Regions from separate parts of the Homo sapiens genome. Here region 1 is linked to region 2. The links are chromatin loops, found by intact Hi-C in ENCODE. Cell type or tissue: sigmoid colon. All regions are shown on one strand. Each heading gives the region's core, and the rest is flanking DNA. Links, peaks and the distances in the headings are about the cores only. Region 1 overlaps COL13A1 (collagen type XIII alpha 1 chain). Region 2 holds the start of FAM241B (family with sequence similarity 241 member B).

Evidence for each region. Hi-C counts contacts between places; a loop is a spot of excess contacts. Peaks named below come from ENCODE experiments on the same cell type or tissue, not always from the same donor. Only the 100,000 strongest peaks of a DNase experiment are listed, where the experiment ranks them.
Region 1: a loop joins it to region 2, with 5 times the contacts of the local background. A loop is called at or near these places in 3 of 110 quality-filtered maps.

The regions. Positions count from the first base shown.
Region 1 is chr10:69,910,003-69,921,340 of GRCh38, forward strand. COL13A1 (collagen type XIII alpha 1 chain) reads left to right here. Exons shown (of 41, transcript NM_001368882.1): 18 at 7,287-7,331; 19 at 8,283-8,315; 20 at 9,060-9,086; 21 at 9,663-9,725. Among named protein-coding and RNA genes, the nearest start is that of LINC02636, 94 kb to the right of the region's middle. RefSeq lists enhancers at 4,708-4,757, 6,557-7,236 and a silencer at 4,818-4,907. In sigmoid colon, for the core only: CTCF peaks have their summits at 4,845 (motif pointing left) and 5,067; DNase peaks (open chromatin) are centred at 1,779, 2,797 and 4,819; H3K27me3 peaks cover 523 bases.
Region 2 is chr10:69,622,842-69,634,066 of GRCh38, forward strand. FAM241B (family with sequence similarity 241 member B) reads left to right here and starts at 7,406. Exons shown (of 4, transcript NM_145306.3): 1 at 7,406-7,472; 2 at 8,639-8,706; 3 at 8,868-8,998; 4 at 9,949-10,755. The coding sequence starts at 8,903. The coding sequence ends at 10,218. RefSeq lists an enhancer at 7,949-8,834. In sigmoid colon, for the core only: a CTCF peak has its summit at 7,346 (motif pointing right); a DNase peak (open chromatin) is centred at 7,420; H3K4me3 peaks cover 1,245 bases.

The DNA.
Region 1 (11,338 bases), core at 1-8,000, 280 kb after region 2:
TGCACCCTGGTGCAGAAGTTGAATATCTGCTCAGGGGACTCACCCCAGGCTAAGCTAACTGCACAGACCAACCCTCCCAACCTCCACCTACTAATGGTTTCTTTGGGATGTGGAGGGCTGTCCCCCTACCTCCCTTCTATTGCCCATCAGTCCTCTCTTTTATTCTCTCCTCCATGCTCTGCTCTCTGCTTGGAGTAAGGCCTACGGAGGAGGCACTAACACGAAGGGTGGCTTGGTCTCAGGGGCTGGGAAGATGAGTTTGGCCTCCCCTACCACCCTGGGGAGGAGCAGTGCCAGCAGCTGGGGATGCCAAGCTGAGACAGGGGCCATGTGACTGCCTCTTGAGGTCAGGATGTGAGCGGGACCTGTGGGGTAACTGATGGGCCCCCCACATGAGCTTCCTTGCTTCACCCCAGAGATCTGACCCACTTGGAGGGACACCTTTCTGACACCACAGGCTCTCAGTCTATGAAGTTTGCTAATGTCCACCACCACCCCCAGCAGCTGGACTGGGCCTGGTATCCTCTTAAAAGCCAGCCAGACCCGCAAGGCAGGCTTCTCCATCAGTTCCTTGAGATCAAAGCCCAGTGTGGCCAGCAGCCCCTGTGCTGCCCCCATGCCCCAGTCAGGGCCAGCCCTCCTGCCTAGACACTGCGAGTATTGTTGTGCACCCATGTGGTATCTATTTGATCCAAATTTATGACACTGATCTACTTTAAATATGTTGCAAGATGCAAAGCGTGTTTAAAACATTACAACCTTGGCTCTCTTTCAAGGGGGTTGACGAGTATTGTCAGATTGTGTGTGGATCACAAAACCTGGTGAGAGCTTATCTTTTAAGTACGCAGAACTGGTCTGTCTGTCTCACTTTGGGGGCGCATTTGATGCCTGTGGTGGCCTGGATGTTAAGCCTCATGGTTTGCATGAAGGACCATGGCTGAAACACACATTCCCCTCTTTCAGGCTGTGGGTTTCAGACCAGAGGAGGAAATGAGAGCTTCAGGCTAGAGCTGTTTGCAACTGCAGCTACCCCTCCTGGAGGCCAGTGGGGCTCCCCAGAAACAGGAATGCCCTGGGGAGGAGAGTGGATGGGCCCTATGATGAGATGGCTAGAGGGCTGGGGAAGGGCACAGGGACAGAAGCCCACCCACCCAGCCATCTCAGCCTTCATTCTGTGGCTGTGCTGGCCCTTCCCCTTGCCCCTTCTCAATGCTTCAGCCAAAGGGCATGAGGATTCTGATCTGCCAGCCAGAGCAAGGGCCCGTGTGGTGGACACACTTCTGTAGAATGATAACTCGTGCAATTGTAACTACCTTACTGGCTTCTTCAACAAGCCAGGCTGTGTACTAGGCACTTTGCATGCATCAACTTATTGAATCCTTGTAACAACCCTGTGAGGTAGGTTTTACTCAATTCCCAACTTATGGATGAGCATACTGAGGTTCACAGAGGCCATTTTCCCCGAGGTCCACAGCTAGGAAATAGAGAAGCCAGGTCTGTGTGATCCCAAAGCCTTGCTCTGAATGGCTTTACTATCTGCCTCTTAGCAGCCCTGGGGGACCCCATGATGATTTCCAGTAGACCTTCCCCCATACCCCTCCATGAATGGAAGGAAAGGAGGTGGCAGCTGAGCTGTTTTCGTTCTTGTAAGAGAAGGCTGGATTCAGGCCTTTCTCTGAGTCTCCAGGCTCCCTGGGAGCATGTCTGCAGAGTCTGCAGCAGAGAACAGGGAGTACTTGGTGTGTTGCTCTTGCCAAAGAATTAAGGAAGTGGAGTGCTTTGCCCATTGGCACTGACTCCATCCAAATAAGTCCCTCAGGGAGTTGGGATGGTTTCAGGACTCCCAATAAAGCCTGGAGGAGGCAGCTTGCCCCAACCTTCCACGACAGCTATTCCTGAAACCTTCCTGCACCCCTCCGGCTCCTGTAGGACCTGAGTAGCCCATGCGGTTCCCACTCCCACTGAGTGCTCCGTGCAGATGGAAGCCCTAGATGCAGGAGCCTGCTAGTGCGGGGACAGCATTTTCTTTGAAAGCTGTGAAATCCTAGTGGGGACCATTCGCATTAAAGATAAGAAAACTAAGATCTGGGCCTCTGATCTGAGACCTTGTGGAGACTAAAGCGACCCCAGCCCCCACCCTGAGCACTCTGGGCTTTGTTTTTCATGCACTCCAAAGTCCAAGATTAATTAGAGCTGACTTTTCTTTTTGGAACTAACTACAAAATCAACCGATCTCAAATTGAGATTATAAGCCAGCTGCCCTTCCAAAGCCCTGGCCTTCAATGGGGCACCCGACCCCGGTAATTCCCCGGATCACTTCCTGCCGGCCCTAATTACAGGAGGAACTAGGATTTCCGCGGTTCCGGTCCTCTCTGGTGTGGAAGATGGCTGTAGCAGGGAAGCAGGAACTGAGCTGCCTTTTTCCCGGAAGGAAGACCTGGGAACTCTTTATAGGGAGAAAACCGTTAGCCCTCCACACCTGGCTTTTCTGGCCTAGGGAAAAGACCCTGGTCCAGGCTTGAGGCTTGAGCTGTCCACCGACCGCCCCCCACCCCCACCCCTCCCCGCAAACTCCCCACACTCTCAGGCGGGCCTTCCTCCTCCCTTACAGAGAACAAAGAGCCTGTGCCACCAGATGCATTTGCTCAGGGCCTTCCAACCCAGACCTGGCTGCAGCAGAAACCAGGCCTAATCTTAGAGAACTTCATTTACTTCCCCGTGCTTCCCTGGCCTGACCTTGGCTGGGAGCTGACCGTAAAGCCCCCTTCCTTCCTCTAGACTGTGCTTTCTTGCCAAGTCCCTGCCCAGCTTGTTCAACAAACAGTAAATCGCCAATTAAGAGGCCACTCCCACAGGAGCAGAGCTTGGCTGGTTTATGCTCCAAGGAGCTCACTTCCATTCTATCATCTCTGTAAAGGATGCATCCTCCCACCTGGAATCTTGGACCAGAACAGAGGACCTATCAATGCTGTGTGGTGCTCAGGTGCAGTGCCCAGCTGGGGAGTCTGAGTGGCAGCCTCAAAATCAGGGATGGGACAGGCCTTCAAGGTCATTCAAAGCAAACGCCTCTCTACCCACTTGTGCTCCCCTAGAGCCTTCTCAGCCACAATGACTACAATCCATCCCTTCCTGCATTGGTTCTTGGCACTGAGGTTAAAAAGCCAGCCTTGCAGAGGGGTGGCTGGATGTTGGCCCAGGAGTCACAGCTTCTGCCATCACACCATGCACGTGGCCAAGACCTTTTGTAAGGCTCAGAGCACCCACTTCCCCAGCCCAAGTAAGGCGGCTGAGAGCCCCCAGGGGAACTTCTGAGTCCCTTCTGGGGAGACAAGAGGGGGCAGAGATAGAGGAGGTGAATTGAGGCCTGTGGGCTTTGCTGGACTGAGTGAGCCAGGCCCTCCAAAAACCAAGACAGTGATGAGTGAGTGGATGGAAACTGAGCACAATTACTAATACACTTTTTAAATAGGAAAACCTAGGAGGGGAATTAGAAAAGAAGGAGCCCTTAGACAGGCTCACACAAAGACATGCCCCAAGGAACAGTCCTCTGAACAGAGGTGGGCCACTGTCCTCCTCGGGCAATAACCACGCCCTCCCCCTCCCCCGCCTCCTGCCTCCTGCACATGGGCCCCAGCCACAGCGACGACGCTGGAGTCCTTGATAATGACTCTCACCTCCCCATCATCCAGGAACCAATGTTTTTGGCTTTAGGAGAAGCCATTCCCCAGTTCAGAGGTCAGGCAGGGGCAGGTCCCTGGAGACAAGCCCCAGGGAGTGAGCCTAATGAGAGTGGAGTGAGCGGCAGAGCGAGGTCAGCTGGGGGAGGCCAGTGGGGGCGCCCCTGCTTCCTGCCAAGCAAGGGGGTGGGAGGGAGGGAGGCCCTGCCATGGGGATCAAGGAAGCCCGGGTCACTTGCGAAATTAAGAGAATTGACCCAGAGAGGAGGGAAGGGGCGAAGGTCAGCCACCCTAACAAGGAGGGCTGCCTCCCGAGGAGGCTCCTGGGGCTCTGATTTCCCCTGAGTACCTGATTGTGTCTTTACACACTCACATCAACAGGGGCTGAGGACAACCCCAATTAGCCTGGAGACTCTCACGCTCCGGGGTTTTGCTCTGCACAGTTTCTTCCAGGATTGGAGACAGAAGCCCAGAGACAAGCTTGAAGCAGACACCACCTCCTCCCTGCAGGAGCACCCCTCTGGGCAGGAGGAAGGGAGAGCAGGGACCCACTGAGACCCCTCCTAGAGCTGCATTTTTAACCAAAGCTAAGAGTCCCTCCCCACCCCACAGAGCCTTTTTCTGGAGCTGCCAACCAAGCCAAATGGCACCTCCCCAGCTTTGGCCTCTCTCCTTCCAAAGGGCTGTGCAGGGGAGCAGAGAAAGGGCTGGGGTGGGTGGGAAGAGACAGGAGCACCAGTGGATGGGAGGTATCTGATCTAACCGCACTTTGCAACCAAGAACCCTGGACCAGTGGGAGAAAGTGGCTTATCTGTGGTCACCTGCACTGCCAGCCCAGCTCCTCGAAATGGAGGTGGGAAGAAGAGGGCAGAGGCATTGAGGGAAAGCAAGAGAAAAGACAGAGAAAGTAGAAGAGAGGGATGACGGGGGCCTCTGAATAGTCAAGGACTCCCAAGCTGACCTCCCACCTGCACCCACACCAGAGGACTGTGGGGGCCTCTGTACTGAGTCAAACTGGTCTGGTCATTCAGAATGCTAGCAGGGGACCCTCCAAAGGAAAGAATGACAGGAGCCCTCAGCTGGTACTACTGAGAGGGCTTGGAGACCGCTGTGGCGGGAGTAGCCAGACTTCAGATGAGGTACTGTCACGCCCTCTGCTGGCCACAGAGCGGCTGTGCACACAGGCAGTGAGCTTTTCTGGGCATCCTGCGCTGAGCGGCCCCCACACTCTGACCCCTGCACCCCTATGATGGGCCACAGACCTAAGGACCCCCACCAAGCAAAGAGGGGCTCTGCTCCGCTTTCAGCCTGCAAAGGCTGTTTGGTGGAAGCAGACGGAACATCAGTCCATCTGATACTTGGGTTGGCCAAGAGAAATAAGTACCTTGGCATAACAGACAACAGACTATCCAAAGCCCTAGGCTGCATGACCTTGGCAATCATACCTGTCCTCTGTGAGCCGCAGTTAGCTTACTTGTGAAGCAAGAATAACGTCCACTCCCACATTGGAAGGGATTGTTGGAGATGGAAGAGAGGAAGGTTGTAAAGCTTTTCAGTCCAGTGCAGACACATGGCAGCTGCAGTAAGTGGCTGTGCCCTTCTCTCTCAGTCCCACAAGAAGGAAGTTAGTGTCTAGAGCAAGCCTTGGGCTCTAGATTTTCAGCCATGGTAACTTCCTGAATTTAGCTCTGCCATCCCACCTATGGTTCAGGGGTCACTGGTGGGGTCATGCTGAGAGAGGGCTCTGGCATTGGGAACTAAAGATTCTAGGCCTTCTGTAGAATTTAGAGACTTGGCCCAAAGAGGATAAAAGTGAAGCCATCTCAGGCAGACATAAATTTGTGTGTGCCGATTACAAACGCTAAGTGGTCCCTGTCGCATTGAGGATGCAGCGCTGAGTTATAGGGGATAGCAAAAAGCTTCATAGAAGAGATAAAAGGGCCCCACTCCCATCAAACAGCCTCTGCAGGCTGAAAACAGGGCAGAGCCCCTCTCTACTCAGAGGCCCTCAGGTCTGTGGTCCATAGGGGTGCAGGAGTCAGTGTGCGAGGGCAGCTCAGCCCAGGGCACCAGACAAGAACTGGGTGCTCTATCAACCAAGACTCCAAATGATGAATAGGGTTTTAAGTTGAAATGGAAGAAAGACAGACCGTGGAAATGGGTAGTGTTTTCAGGGACACAGAAACTAGCAGGACACAGAAACTAGTGATATCATGACATGATATCAGGTGATGAGGCTAGGAAGGAAGCAGGGGTCAGAACGTCATGCTCAGGAACCTGGTCCTTTTCCTACTGTCAACAGCAGGCCAAGGATGTTTTAAGGCAGGGGTCTCGCTATCCAGCCTGTGTGTTAAGAAGCTTAACTGGACACTTGCATGGAAGACCCATCACGGAGGAAGAGGGTGGAAGTCCTCTAGCCTTGGTAAGGAGAAGGATGGACGAGGACCTCCTGTAAGATGGCAGGAAAGGGAGAGTGTGGACAGCTGAGAAGGAAGCCAGAGAACACCAGATCCCCTCTGCCTTTAAGCCTATGGGAACTGCAGCCTGGCCTGGCAGCCACAGCAGTCACACCCAATGGGGCAGCTGGGCCGGGAGCAGGATTGTCACACTCTGTGTTGCCCATCCACAGCGCTGGCCTTCAGATGGAGGAAGTGGCAGCAGGCTGGCTGCAGTCACCTGTTGCTGGACACCATCCCGGGCCCCAGCTGGGGCTTCGTGCTCAGGCACTGCATAGGATTCAACTCCCAGAGCCAGGAGCTGCCCTCCCCACTCCCCTGATGTAGCCGATGATAGTCCTGACTCACCTGCTCTTGGCCTCCCACTTGTCCCTGGCTGTCATCTCCAACTCCACCTCCTTGTGGTGTGTCCTTCTTCCTGATCTCACCTTACTGTCATAGACTTGGCATTTTTCTGGAGAAGTAAAGATGTTGAACATAAAGATAGGGCAGTGCCACGATGGTAGAGCGACCCCATGCTGTCCCAGAGGAGCAACAATGGACAGGTGACCCTACCTGTGCCTCTGGACAAGTAGGGTCAGAAATGGGGTGCAGATAAATGGGCAGGGACACATGCCCTTGGGGAGAGTTAGACCCAGAGGACTTGGAAGGGAAAGGAACCCCAGATGAAAAGAGAAGAGAGCTCCTGTCTGGCTCAGCCAGAAGGTATCATCCTAGCAAAGCTGCTGGAGTGAAAATGAGGCAAGAAGTCCCAGGCAGGGACCAGAGGGAAGGTGTGCAGTAGGTAAGCAGCCAATGGGTGGCTCCTGCCCCTGGTCCCGTCCCACAGCCCAAGTTCCAGGTACAGCTCAACCACAGGGTGGTAGGTAGATCTTGGGCCAGTCACTTCTCTTGCTGAACTTGCATTCCACTAGGTAAGCCTCTCTGTCTGGGGGCCTTTCCTGCTCTGTGACCTGTAATTGGGGCCCTCCTGCAAGTTCACATAGCTGAGGACAGGGGCCCACACAGCTGCCACCAGGGCAGGGTCCTCAGAGCTCAACATGAACCGGACAGCCATCCCAGCCTCCAGACAAGACATTCTCACCGACATCCTTGCAGGCTGACAGGCCCCGAGTCTGGTCCTCTCCTCATGCTTTCTCATTTCTTCCTCCAGGGAGAACGGGGCATGCCAGGGATGCCAGGCAAGCATGGAGCCAAGGTACCTCCCCCTTCCCCACATCCCAGGCAGCCCCAAGGCCCCTCCCCCAGTGCCCATCCCTCTCTCCTCAGCTCTGGGGACACTCTGGAGTCCCAGCTCTTTGGGCCTCCTTCTGCCTGCCCTGGTTCTCCCAGCTGCAGCATTGTGGTCTCTCATCAGTGCCCCCTGATGCGGGCGGCCTCCTCCTGGGCATCCCTGGGTCATAAAAAGCCATCTCAGGTACCACTAGCTCCACTGCAGTCCTAAGACCCAAGTGGAGAGTAGGGGCCCCCAAAAATCACCTCCACTTGAGATTTGCTAAGGGGCACTTTGGGCATCATCTATCTCTCAAAGTGAAATGATATCAGGTGATGTGAAAACAGGGTTTTCATATCAGCTTTCACAAAGCTGATATGAAAACAGGGTTCACTCCAGCCACTCCCCAGTCCATGAGGGCAGAGGTGCACAGAGCTGACTGTGAGGGTAATGCCAACCAAACACTGGGGGCGACTGTCCCTGGTGAAATCAGCCCCTTTACTTTGTCATCTATTCTGCACCCCTCTCCCGTGGCTTTCCATTCTCCTGCCGTCTCCCTTCCCATCTCCTCCTCCTCCTCCTCCTTTCATATTCCAACGAAGCTCCCCCTTCCACCCCAGGGACCCCCTCCCAGCCCCATCTAGTGCCCCACAGTCCCCACTGTGCCTCCCAGGAGAGGCCAGGAGCCATGCAGGTGGTTGGGAAGCCCAGGGAGCCCCGCAGACTGAGCTACACAAAGCCCCTTCCTCAGGGTCCATTCTCGTGGCGTCAGCTCAGCGCCCCCACCTCCCAGGTGGGGTTGGTGGTTGCGGGGTTGGGAGGAGTGAGCGGTCCTCCTTCTCATCACACCATGGGGAGGCTGTCCACTGCCCCCCGCCCCCTGCTGCCCCCTCGCTGCAGAATGTCTTCAGACCTTTTTTTTTCTCTCTCTGCCAGGGGGCGCCCGGAATTGCCGTGGCTGGGATGAAGGTCAGTGGACTGTTGTAACCAACACATCAGGGACAGGGTGGGAGAGAAGAGAGCGGGCAGAGCTGGAAATCTTAGACTCAGTGGGGTGGCTGCCAGACCAATGAGGGGGCATACAGGATTTGGAAACATTTTTCTCAAAGTAACATTTGTGCCAGGTGCATAACCTTGAGCCACAGATGTGTAACTAAGCCTTGCAAGTAAGTAGCAATGGTTTCCTGCCTCAACTCACTAGCCTGCCAATGCACCAAGGCAGCAGGAAGGCAGCCCAGATCTTTCCTTTATGCTCTGTAATTGGGCAGCTATATGCTTCCAAAGCTTCAGAGAGAGCAGGAGTTCATCTCCAGAACCCCCACCCTAACTGCCCATTTGGTTGGCAGGCAGATGTGAGGACAGCCTGGAAAAACAAGTGCTCAAATTCTATCTTCACAGCAGGTGCACTTACAGGGGGCACCATGTCCAAACCAAATGTCCATTCCTTCCTCTCTTTCCTCCTGGGCTGCCTCACTTATGCTCCCACCTGCCACACCCCTCACCTGGGGAAGAATAGGACCCTCTAAGGGTCAGTAGCCTGATAGGCCTCCTTTGGCCTGGGACCTGATGCCTGAACAGAGAAGAGCCGGGGCTGGCCAGATGTTTCACTAACCCCACCCTGACTGCCCCCAACCCCACCTCCACCAACAGGTGCCTTGCTCATTTGTTTCTGCTTTTTCTGTCTCTCACATTTGTTTCTCTTTTTCCACACAGGGTGAGCCAGGGATCCCAGGAACCAAGGTACTGATGCAGAGAGAATGTTCCGGGCTGCACAGAGCATCGGTCATGGGCAGAGGTGGGAGGGGCTGCTGCTGTTTTGCTCTTGGTCCCCCTGAGGCTGGCCTGGGACTGGGGACCTGGCTAAGCAGAGAAGGGCCCACTGGTCAGGAGCACACTGCAAATGCCTCCCCCTCCCTGGGTCCTGGCCTGCAGGCATGCCAGCTGCAGCAGGCAGTGACTATTGTCCCCTGCACCCACAGGGTTCTCTTTCCCTCTTGTGTGACAATAAGAGGTGTGACAATAAGATATGTGACAAGAAAAAAAGTTTGAGAAATGCTAGGTTAGAAATATTACACAGGTTTCTTTGCTGCAGACCTTCTCAGAACCTTTAATTTGCTAAATGTGCATTGAGGAGCTCTCAAAAGGAAATATCTTATGTGGCATTTTCAAAACGTTTTTGACCAGAACACCCTTTTTTAAAGAGGAAAAGCTTAAGGGACAAGTATTCTGGAAATGCTGGTCAATGATCACTGCCCATCCTACCCCTCACTGCCTGCCCCATCTTCTTATCAGTGACTTTCTCTTCTTACCCCAAAGGGAGACCCAGGAGCAGAAGGGAAGCCGGGGCCCCCAGGTTTGCTGGGAAAGAGGGGGCAGAGGGTAGGATATCGTGTATTTGAGTGTGTGCCCCTTCATCCTAGCCTCACCATTCCCCTACTCTCTGGCCTTCCTCCATGGCTGGTGTGTCGCCTGCAGCGTGCTGTTGGTGCATGTGTTCCGAGATGAGGGGAGTGGCAGGACGGCCTGGCCAAGCTTCAGAAACCCACACTCAAGAGCACACCCACTCTCCTGGGCAGCCTTGATTACCCAGCAGAAAGCCTAGCAGAAGGAGGAACTTGCCTCCTTCCACCTCTGCTCCCCAAGGATCCACATCCTTTCCTTCTCCACATGGCCTGCTTCCGAAGGATACCCAAACTAAGCACATCTGCAGGAGCAGCCCAGGCAGGACAGGGCAGCAGGGGCTCCCTCCCACTGCCAGGGCCTCTGCCTGGCCCTCCACAACCCCTCTTGGCCAGCCTCAGGCTACTTTACCGTTCAGCTGCTACCCTGGGGCAGGTGCCAAGGAGACGACACCAAAAGACTTGGTGTGGCACCTTCTGTGGCTCCCACTGGAATGAATGTTCATTGAGACATCTGACCAAATTATAAGCCCAGAGCCCTCAGCTCACATTATTACACATGAGAACTGCCTCTCCCCAGGGCCATGGGTAGCAAAGCTTCTTGTGCTGACCTGATACCCCAGCCCTGCTGGTGGGGTGCTCTTGGACACTCACCTGATATTGGACACTGCTGTGCACTGAATATGTCCATCCCAGACCCATATGTTGAAGCCCTCACCTCCAGTGTGGCTGTATTTAGATAGGGCCTTGGGGAGGTCATTAAGGTTAAATGAGACCATAAGGTCGAGGCCCTAATCCAATAGGATTGGTGGCCCTAGAAGAAGGGGAAGAAAGAGAGAGACCTTTGAGAGACCGTTCTCCCTCTCTGCCTTGTGAGAACACGGCAAGAAAGCTGTCATATTCAAGGCAGGAAGAGGGCTCTCACCAGAACCTGGCCATACTGGCACCCTGATCTCAGACTTCCAGCATCCAGAACTGTAAGAAAATACATTTCTGCTGTCAAAGCCACCCAGACTTTGTTATGGCCGCCTGAGCTGACCAATACAGCTGCTCTGTGAAAAGAAGGCAGAGCATCAGGGAGACGGGCTCGACCTGCCTCTGCCACTGACTCAGTAAGGGGTTGGCCACCAGTCACGTAACCTCTTGGGGCTTCCCTCACCAAATCTGTGAAATGAGAATGGGGTTCAGCATCTCTAAGGGGCTCTTTGATTCATGTCATGGGGGAAAAAGAGTTCTTCCGTAGTGGAAGAAGCTGGGTAGGGAAGTGTATTATTTTGCTAGGGCTGTGGTAACAAAGTACTACAGGCTGGGTGGCTTGAGCAGAAGAAATTCATTGTCCCACAGTTCTGGAAGCTGGAAGTCCAAAAGCAAGGTGTTAGCAGGGCGGGCTCCATCTGAGGGCCAAGGGGGAGAATCTGCTCCAAGCCTCTCTCCCGGCTTCTGGTGCTTGCTGGCAATCTTTGGCATTCCTTGGCTTATAGACGTATCACCCCAATCTCTGCCTCCATCTCCATATGGCATTTCCCTGTGTGCATGTCTGTGCCCAAATTTCTCCCTTTTATAAAAAGGACATCAGCACATTGGATAGGGGCT
Region 2 (11,225 bases), core at 3,226-11,225:
TATGGGTTTGTTTCTAGACTCTATCTACTGATTGGTCATTTTGTTATTCCTGTACCTAGGTCATAGTGTCTTAATCTCTTAATTTCTATAACCTTAAGATTGAATGTCTGCTTCCAGGAAGATGGAGAAAATATACTTTTTTATATTCCTCCTCAGTACAACTAAAAACTCTGAACGTTAGGTGTAAAACAAACATAAGAAGACTTTGAAAGATGGACAGAAGAAGGCAGGCAGTTTGGGGGCTTTGGAATCTGAAGAAAGACACAACACGGGGTGAATTCCGTGAGTTTGCCTTCTGGCTCATATGTCCCGGATTAGCAGCTGAAGAAGCTAGCAACCTGGAAGCAGCCAAGTGTATAGATAACAAAAGCCCCCTAAAAGCCACCTCTTTCTAGCCAAAGTACTAGGAAAGGTACCTAGAAAGACTAAAAGTTTTTAGCCAATAGCTGCTTTACTTTAGCCAAACACCACAGGAAAAACTCACACCTGCAAAGACCAAGTGGCAAGCCTAGACTTACACCTTTTTAAGGCCATAACAAGCCATCCAGAACCCCTGCTGGAATGGTGTTAGAGGCTGAATAGGAAGTCAGTACCTTAGTCTTCCTTATCTGGTAATGTATCTCTCCCCCACCATGATGTCAGTGGAGACAATCTGGGGAATAGGAAACCCCATACCCCTTAGCAGTAATGAGGAGCACTCCCTCCCCATAACTTGGGTGTCTATGAGGCTGAGTGGGAAACCTTGGCTTCTACCTCCACAGATCATGAATGATGCAGTGCCTCTCCTTTCCCTGATGGAGCACTGACAGAAAAAGCTAGCTAAAACAGAAAGTTTAATAAGAGCCAGAGTCTCATAATATAATGCAAAAAATCCAGATTTTATTAGAAAATCACTTGTCAAAACTAAGAACTAGGAAGGCATCAAATTGAATGAAAAAGACATTAGTAGATGGCAACACTGAAAGACAGAGGTGTTAGAATTATCTGACAAAGATTTTAAAGCAACCAAAATATAAATGTTTTATTGGGCAATTATGAACACGCTTGAAGTAGTGACAAAATAGAAAGCCTCAACAATAGAGTAGAAGACATAAAAAAGAACTAATGGAAAGGAGAAATGGAAAAGTATAATAATTCAAATAAAAGGCTGAGCAGATGGGCTCAACAGCAGAATGGAATCAGTGAGCTGGAAGATATTTAATAGAACAATACAAATTGCCCAGTCTGAACAAATAGGCAGAAAATAGACTAAAACCAAACAAACAAACAGGAAAACCCAGAGCCTCAGGGACCTGTAGGACTACAACAAAAGATTTAACATTTGTGTCACTGAAGACACAGAAGGAGAGGAGGAGAGTGAGGCTAAAAAGTAGTCAAATAAATAATGGCTAAAAACTTTCCAAATTTGGCAACAGATATAAATCTACTGATTCAAGAACAGAGTGAATCCCAAATAGGAAAATTCCAAGGAAATCCATCTGAAACACATCATAATTAAACTTCTGAAAAATCAAAGACAAAGAAAATACCTTGAAAGCAGCCAAGGGAAAAAATGACACCTTATCCTTAGGGGAAAACAATTCAAATAACAGCAGATTTTTCATTAGATACCATGGAGGCTAGAGGGAAATGGTACAATATTTTTCAGGTGTTGAAAGAAAGAACTGTCAACACTAGTGAAAATATCTAGTCAACACTAGAACTCTCTCTCTAGTGAAAATATTCTTCGTGAATGCAGAGTATATCAAGACAATCACAGATGAAAGAAAACGAAAGTAATTTGTTACCAGACCTACCCTAAAACAAAAAGGCTAGAGGAAGTTCTCCAAATAGAAAGGAAACAATATAAGAAAGAAACTTAGAATAGTAGGAAAGAAAAAAATAACATGGTAAGCAAAAATATGAGGAAGTACAATAAACTTTCCTTTTACTTTTGAATTTTATAAATTATATTTGTCTGTTAAAGCAAAAATTATAACACTGATGTGGCTCAAAACACATGTAGAGAGAATCTTTCAGTCAATTACAGTATAACGGGGCGAGTAAAGGAACATAAAGGGAAGCAGGTTCTTACATTTCACCCAAATGAATAAAATGTTGACCCCAGTGGACTGTGATAAGTTGTACATATATTATATCCAGAGTAACTACTAAATAAGCTATACAAAGAGATATACATAATAAAATACTATCGATAAATCAAAATGGAATTTTAAAAAGTGTTCAAGTAACCCACAGGATTACAGGAATGAAAAAAAACAAAAACAAAAACAGAGAAATGACAAACAGAACAAACAGAAACAAAAAATAAATTGGCAATTTAAGCCCTAATGTGTCACTAATTACATTAAATGTAATGGTCTAAATAATCCAAATAAAAGGCAGTCTGGCAGAGTGGATTAAAAACATGATCCACCTATATTCTGTGTATAAGAAATTCTCTTCAAATATAACAATTTAGGCAAGTTGAAAGTAAAATGATGGAAAAAGGTATATTATGCAAACATGAATTAAAGAAAAGCAGGACTTCAGAGCAAGAAAAATTACCAGAGATGGAAAGAGACATTATGTATGATGAAACAATCAATCCACCAAGAAGACATATCAAAACTAAATGTGTACGTACCAAACAACAGAGCTGCAAAACATGTGACGCAAAAACTGGCAGGAGAAATAGACAAATGTATAATTATTGTTAGAGATATCAATATGTCTCTTTCAACAGTTGATAGAACAATTAGTCAGAAAATCATAAAAAATATACAACACCATCAAACAACAGCATGTAAACAACATTCATAGGCTGGGCATGGCAACTCACACTTGTGATCCCAGCACTTTGGGAGGCTGAGGCAAGAGGATTGCTTGAGCCCAGGAGTTCAAGACCAGCCTGTGCAACATAGCAAGAACCCATCTATATAAAAAATTTTAAAAATTAGCTGGGCACATACCTGTAGTCCCAGCTACTTGGGAAGCTAAGGCAGGAGGTCAAGGCTGCAGAGAGCTGTGATTACGCCACTGCACTCCAGCCTTGATGACAGAGCCAGAACCTGTCACAAAAAAAAAAAAAAGAAAAGAAAAGTAAAGAAAAAGAAAGATTTATGGAACATTCCATCCAAAACCAGCAGAATGGATATTCTTTTCAACCTTCTATGAAACATTCATCAAGATAGACCATATCCTGGGCCCTAGAACAAACCTCAACAAACTTAAAAGAATTGAACTCATACAGAGTGTGTTCTCTGACCACAATGTAATTACTAGAACCAATAATGGAAAGATAACAGGAAATCTCCAACACTTGTAGACTAAATGATCCTTTAACATAATCCATGGACCAAAGGGGAAGTAGCAAAAGAAATTTAAAAATACATATAACTAAATGAAAATGAAAATACACGTCAAAATGTGTGGGGCACAGCTAAAAGTGCTAACAGGGAAATTTATAGCACTAAATGTTTACATTGAAACATCTCAAATCAATAATCTAAACTCCCGACTCAAGAACTTAGAAACAGAAGAACAAAATAAACCCAAAGCAAACAGAAGGAAGGAAATAATAAAGATAAGAGCAGAAATCAATGAAATTGAAAACAGAAAAATAGAAACAGAAGACTCAGTGAAGCAGCGCTGGTTCTTTGAAAAGATCAGTCAATAAGATTGATAAACCTCTAGCAAAAGTGAAAGACACAAGATAGAAGACACAAGTACCAATATCCGGAATGACACAGGGATATCAGTGCCTGCCCTGTAGCCATGTGACTCGTTCTTCACAATGGAATGTGAGGGAAGTAATATGTGCTACACCTACAATACTTTTCTTTAAAAGAAATCACTAGCCCTCATTTCTTCTGTCTCACCTTTCCATGAGCTGCATATGGCGAAGAAGTTGGTGAGGCAGTTTTGACGACGCAAATAAGGGTGGCATCCTAGGGTGTAGGGGAGCAATAAGCTAGGAAGAGTGGATGTCCTTGGCTGGCCTTGTGAAGCAGAGCTGCCCATCTACTTGATTGAGTCACTGTATATTTTTTTTGTTCCAGCAGCATAGCCTGTACTCAAGCTAATATATTACACCTAGGTGGGTTTATGTCTTAGGGGACTTACATACTTACATATAACCAAGATATTGTGGGGCCACTCCAGTCTTCTGACTATGTAAGGTGTTTTCTGAGGCCTCCATCAATCCTCTGGTCCCCCATCATCTGTCCATGGATGAGGGCCATCACTGAACCACCCTTCATACCTGTCTACCTGACCCTTTCAAGTCCAGCAATTTTCCCACTACTACTACTACTACTACTACTACTACTACTACTACTACTACTTACTACTCCCTTGTCATTGCTGGAGCACAAGAATCCTTCCACCACACCTCAGACACAATGGACCCAAGGATTTCCACAAGGCCATATAAGGCCCTACCTGTCATACTCACTATCTGGCCATTCCCTTTCCCAAGCCTCATGCCCACCTTTGAGATCCAGCACACAACACCTATGCTCCCATCATTTCCTCCTTTCCCAGTGTTTTCTCTGAAGAGGCCCCTGTCATACTGTCTTCCATGGCCACAGGCCTAAGGAGGCACCAACAGTGGGCACTGGCAAGCTAGTGCTGCCTTTCTCCCACACCATTCTCTGAGTAATAAACACAGGCATAGTGTCTGCCAGAGTAGGGGAAAGAGACAGGGGGAAATAGCAGGAGAAAGAGATAGATAGATTAATATATTTAAAATGACATCACCATTATCATCATGCCATTCTCTTTTGAGGCAGAAACAGTTGTTCCCACCTGCAGAGTCAGAGAACAGGCCAGGACACCTGACTTAAAAATTATGACCTCTGCTATGAACAGAAAACCAAAAGCACATTTTTATTGACCACATGTTGGGGTTAAGGCATGACCCAATGCCCAATCTTGTGCTGATGGCACTGGGGAAGGTGGGGGCACAATTGTAAAGAGGCTGCAGAGCTGAGATGAACTCAGGGGAGTCTGTTTGGTGGATGCAAAAGCCTGGAATGCAGAGCCCGGGGACCTGCCTTCATTTGAACGCTGGCTCTGTCACTGACCTTGGGCTCATCATCTACCTTGTCTCTGAGCCTCAATTTCACCTTGGTAAAAGAGGAATAATAACACCTACTCTTTCTATTTCATAATCCAAAAAAGAATGAAGTGGTCTCTGGGAAAACACTTTGGAAGTAAGGACTCTGCACATATAGGGGTTATTATTATTATTACATGAAACAATCACGTTTGTGGATGAAGGGATTTAGATTGGGTGGAGCTGGCCTTCCAGCAGATATTCAGGCCCAAGCAAAGCAGGCCTTTGGGTGATCTACTTCAGGGAAAGCAAAGAGGCCAGGTGGGCAGAGCTGAGGGAAGGAGTTGCTGACAGTGTGCTGGGGCTAGAGTTGGAGGGTTGTCAAAGCCTTGCCAATGAGTTGGGGCTTGTTGGAGCAGACAGTAGGGACCATTGCAGGTTCTTGAGCAGGAGAGACACCTGAAGAAGGTGGAGAGATAGCAAAAGTGGTATGTTGCCTCCTTAGGCTATTTTAGTTGGTAATAATAGGCTATTTCTAAGTCCAGTCAAGCACTATCACTTCCCACCCCAAAGCTGTTCTTGACTTTTCTGTAGGGACTTGCTTCTTCCTCTCGACTCTTACGGTTCTCTCCAGCTGGAGTGTATCTCTCTGGCAGCAGTTATACCAGCTCAAATCTTCCTGAAAACATCCATGATTTTCTGCCTGTATCCCCTGGTTTCCCAGCCCACAGAGGTTACCTCCCTCTTGGGGCTCCTGAGTTCCGTGACCTACTTATGGGGTTCTGTTCATGGAAGGCAGTGTTTCTCGGCCCTAGCTGCTCATTAGAAGACTGGTTTTTAAAATGTCTCCATGCACAGATTGTAACCCAGATCAACGACATTGTGATCTCTGGGGTGGAACCTAGGTATTGGGATGGTTTCTAAACATTCCAGGTAATTCCAATGTGCACATTGCGATTTGGGATCACAGGCCACCTCTGACAATCGGGCATCCTGCCTTGTGATTACTGCTTTCATGCGTGCACTTGGCATACCTGGAACACACTGGGGTGTGGGGAGAAAGCACTAGGATTTTGGTTTATATTTACTTTACATCCTATGCTTTTAAAATGTGCATGCTTTACAATCGACTTGATAGTAGAAGAGGTAATGATCATAACAGTCAGCAGCCGTTGAGCATGTACTGCAGCCAGGCTCTCATCCAAGCACTTGACACGAAAGTGCCAGAAAGCAGTCACACCAACATTCAAACACAGGATGGCTCCAGCAGCCACCTTTTATCCATCATGCCAATCTGTTCTCACAGTACACATGTGTAATTTAGAAACAAACAAAAATAGTAACATATAAATAAGATACAGATACCAGAGCGACCCGTGAAACATTTTTTGCTGATAAGGTTTCATGATCAAATAATCAGACTATGGTGGCCGACTATGAGTCCTCCAGGCCAGGTCTAAATCTCTCTCTTAGTTTTGTTCCTTCTGCCCAGCAGCTAGCAGAATCTGGGTTCTAATAAATGCTCAACAAATATCTGCCACTCCCACAAACATTTATTAAATGATAATCATAGCTAACGTTTATCAACATTGCCAATGTGCCAGAGACATCATACTTAATCTTCACAGAAGTCCTGTAAGGCTATGATTACACCTGCTTTGTGACACTGAGCAGCTAAGTAACTTGCTAGAGTCCAGAACCTGAACCCAGACTGTGGGACTGCACAGCTCATTCTCCCCCACTGGTGAGCAGGTCCACAGGGAGCAGCTTATGAAGGTGGTGGGGGAGAAGTGGATTTTAAAACATCAGGAAGGAGGCAGAGGTGGATCATTCACTCCCTGCAGGTGGTTCCTTCTGCCAAGAGTGACCTTCTCTATCCTTACCTACCCTCCTGCCCCAGCTCAAACGCATCTTCTCCTGGAAGCCTACAGAGGGTTCTGCCCCGTTCCTGCCTCATCTTCCCCACTGAACTTGGAACTCCTAGAGGGCAGGGTTGGGTCCTACTCAAGGGGCATCCACGGAGCTGGGTCAGCAAACATAACACTGGTCATCTGAGCCTGCGCCCGCCCTTCCTCCCAGGCCAGGGCGCCCCCACCCCCTGGGTTTTTCCTCCGTGGACGCCGCTTCCTTTTCCTTCTTTTCTCCCTCCTCCTTCTTCTCCTTCTTTTCCACGTGTCTTCTCCTCCCATCCTCTTTTCTCTCCATCCCCACCTCCCACTCCTTCCCACGCCCCATCTCCCCGACCCCCAGCACCCCGCGCCGCCCCCAACCCTGGGCCGGGCAGGTGCAATTCCTCAGGCGGCCTACAGAGGGCGATGTGCGCCGCCACTGGGCCGCGCCCCTCCGGCGCGCGCTTCCTGTGAGGTCAGGTGGGAGGAAACCGCCTGGAGCCGCCGGGAGTGGACGCCGCCGAGGCCCGGAGTCGCGCCTGCAGGTGAGTCGCCGCGCCGGGGAGGGAGCGCATCCCTCGCTGCAGCCCGGGCCGGGACTTGGAGCCGGTGTCGGGCTCCAGAGGCTGGGGCTGGCGGCCGGGGCAGCGTCCCTCCCGCCCCCGGCCCGGAATGTCAGGTGCGCCGCGGGCCGGGCGCGCGGGTGGCCCACCGGGCGGGGGCGCGATGACAAAGCACAAAGGGACTGCGCGCGACCACCATCCGCTCGGCCTGCGCCAGGGCCAGCGGGCTTCAGGAGGGGGACGCGCCTGTCCCGGGCTCCAGGCTACGGGCAAGACCACAGGGCTCCTGACCTTTTTCGGCATACATGTCACCAGTGCTATCTGGAATGTAGGTGGACACTGAGGCTCATCTCCTGAGAATGAATGGCCTTTACCCAGACTCAAGGGGAGGCGTGGAGGGGCCCCGCAGTCCAGGGGTCCGCGGAGTGGAGCCTTTCGAGGGCCACCGCAGCAACCCCCTCCCATATTTTGGGAAGGCTGGGCCCTGCGCCCGTTAGCCAAGGTTGGACTGGTGTTCCCTGCGAAGTGAGGGACAGGTGAGGGGCGTGCCCTCTGCAGCAAAGGTGTGCTCTTCCGAGGCGCATGATGGCTAGGATGGTCTGCCGCTACCAGGCAGTGGTTGTAAAGTAACCCCGAAGTGACCCTCATCTCCCTGGGTGTTCCTGGGGAAGGCCCAGGTGGTGACATTGACTCCCTGGGGGAGCAACACACTCGACCCATTTTTTAGTGGAAGGGAATTGGAACCCCACTGGGGATGCTGGTGCCCTGGACTCCCAGTTTAGTACCCAGGGAGGGCCCTAGAACCAGAGCTTCTGGCCTCGTGTTCCTTCTCTGCTGTCCGTAGGTGTGATCCCGGGCAGGCCACTTAAGTCTCCCTGTGCCTCCGCCTGTGCAATGGCCGCGCTAGTACCCTCCTCGGGGGAGTGTTGTGAGGCTTGAGTGAGGTGAGCCTTGCAGGATGGGCCTTCCACGGGGCGTGGGCCACAGCAGAGGCTCTAGTCCCAGTTGTGCTGTTGGCAGTGTAGTGATTGGCAGTAAAACTTCCTTTGCCAAGGATCTTTTTGATAGTTTTCCTGGTGGACTCAATGTCTGAAATCTTTTTGCCTGGCAAACAACTTGCCTTTATTTCTCCCCTTTTTGTTAATCAGACACAGCATCTACTCAGCGTGGGTCACCTCTGTGAACATCACTGACTGCAAGCCTCCCTCAATTTCTGGTAAATTTTTTCCTTCAAGCTTTTTGAGGTCAGGGGGAAAATCCTCCACAGATCTTCACGAGTCTGGTCCCAGATCACTAACAGCTAAAGGTTTTGTGGTGGGGAGAACTTCTGTGCCACTTGGCTTCCATTAGCCTGCCCACCCTGACCACACAATGCAGGTGCAGCCCATCAGGGACCCACAGCGCCTGGGAGGATGGTGCGGATCTTGGCCAATGGGGAAATCGTGCAGGATGACGACCCCCGAGTGAGGACCACTACCCAGCCACCAAGAGGTAGCATTCCTCGACAGGTAGGTACTCATTTCCTGTGGAGTGGGACAGATGGCCTCCTGTGTACTGGCTACTCCTAGCTTCCAGAAGTCTCTCTTGCTGGTCACTAACCTTTTCTAGCCTGAAGCCCTCTTTGCAGAGAGCTGGGGAAGATGCAGTGGCTTATTGTCTACCTCCCCAGATCTCCTTTCTCCAGGCGCCTCCCCAGACTTCACAGCCAAGAGCTCTCTCTCCTTTAACTTGGTTAGCAAACCTCACTGGAGCTAGCGTCTTTCTTTTAAGAGTGGGTTGGATGACAGAAGCTGGAGAGGAAGTGGAGGAGATGAGCCCTGGGCACAGAATAATCATTTTAAAGGGGTGGCTGGGCGCGGTGGCTCACACCTGTAATCCCAGCACTTTGGGAGGCTGAGGTGGGCGGATCAGGAGGCCAGGAGTTTGAGACCAGCCTGACCAACATGATGAAACCCCATCTCTACTAAAAATACAAAATTAGCCAGGTGTGGTGGTGCATGCCTGTAATCCCAGCTACTCAGGAGGCTGAGGCAGGAGAATCGCTTGAACCTGGGAGGCGGAGGTTGCAGTGAGCTGAGATCGCGCCATTGCACTCCAGCCTGGGTGACAGAGCGAGACTCCGTCTCAAAAAAAAAAAAAAAAAAAAAAAGAAAGGAGTGATGATGAGTATTAAAAATGCTGGCCCTAGAGCCATGCCCTGTAGTCCAACCTGCCTCAACCACTTCCTCTCTCCTCTGTCCTGGGCCTGATGTGAGGAATATAGACTGGCATGTTCTGTGCTCTGAGAGCTTGTGACTTGGTTGTTGGGATTCTTATGGGTGGCATGGGGGATTGCTGAGAAAGGAGGGTGTGACCCTGGGTGGCTGTAGGAAGGGCAGGATGCAGCCTAGAGAGGTTGATTCCTGGCTGGTGCGTCAACCCAATGATTCATTCATCTCTCTCTGTCTTCACATTCCAGAGCTTCTTCAACAGGGGCCATGGTGCTCCCCCAGGGGGTCCTGGCCCCCGCCAGCAGCAGGCAGGTGCCAGGCTGGGTGCTGCTCAGTCCCCCTTCAATGACCTCAACCGGCAGCTGGTGAACATGGGCTTTCCGCAGTGGCATCTTGGCAACCATGCTGTGGAGCCGGTGACCTCCATCCTGCTCCTCTTCCTGCTCATGATGCTTGGTGTTCGTGGCCTCCTCCTGGTTGGCCTTGTCTACCTGGTGTCCCACCTGAGTCAGCGGTGACCTCTGAGGGCTGATAGGGGTGGGTTTGTTGAGAGGGACTTGCTGGGCCTTGGTGTGAGAGCAGGCATATTTGGAGGGGATCTGGTGGTGCCTTGAAGGTATGATCAGAGAGGGGACCACAGGTGTGTGTTTCCCCTTTGTGTTAAGCGTGAGGCAGAGGGAGACGTTAGTCCAGCATTTCCAAAGTGTGGGTGGGTCCGTTGGTTCCCAAGATACTTTTAGGTGGTATGGGGCCTGCATTAAGTGGCACAAAATCAGAGCAAGAAAGCGATGCCCTTCCCAATTCTCTCAATCCTTTTATGCCGAGAAGATCTCAGCTGGATGCCAACATGTTCCGATGCCTGTGGAAGACATGCCGACGTCTCCTCTGCCTAGGGAGCAGGACTTGGGCTTAGGGCAGGTGGAAAAAATTCCAGACTTTTTTAGCACTGTTTTTGTTTTAATGGTATATTTTTATTGGCTACTTTATTGTTTAGGACAAGTGGTAGTGGCATTCTATTTATTGTGACCTTTTCAATAAATAGATTTAAGTAAAAATGAGTCCATATAAAGAAATGTATGAATAATCGTACACCTGCATGCAGATCCGGAAAACATGGTAAAGAGGGATTGGGTTCGGGGAACAGGCAGCAGCGAGCATTTGACCTCAGAGGGTGGTTTCTAAGATTTTCTCAGTAGGAACGCAGAACTAGGAGAGAAGGTCTAGATGAGATCTGGCTTGGACCCCTTGCCTGATGTGTGGATAACTTCCAGCCTCACTCTGAGATGCCAGGCATGATGGTCAGCTTTGTGGGGAGGGTTCCTCTGGCCAGAATGGCTGGTGAGGCTGCAGGGTCGGGAGAGCTGGGGTGCAGGTCCGAGGTCTCCCTTGCTTAAGGAGACCTTCCTGACCAGAGGCTGCTCAGCCTCTTTCACCCTCCAGAGGCTTCTGTCACCCCTGGCTGCAGTGCATTCTCCTTAGAAAATGGTGCATGTGGAATGAGGATGCCCTGCTTCTCTGGAGAGGA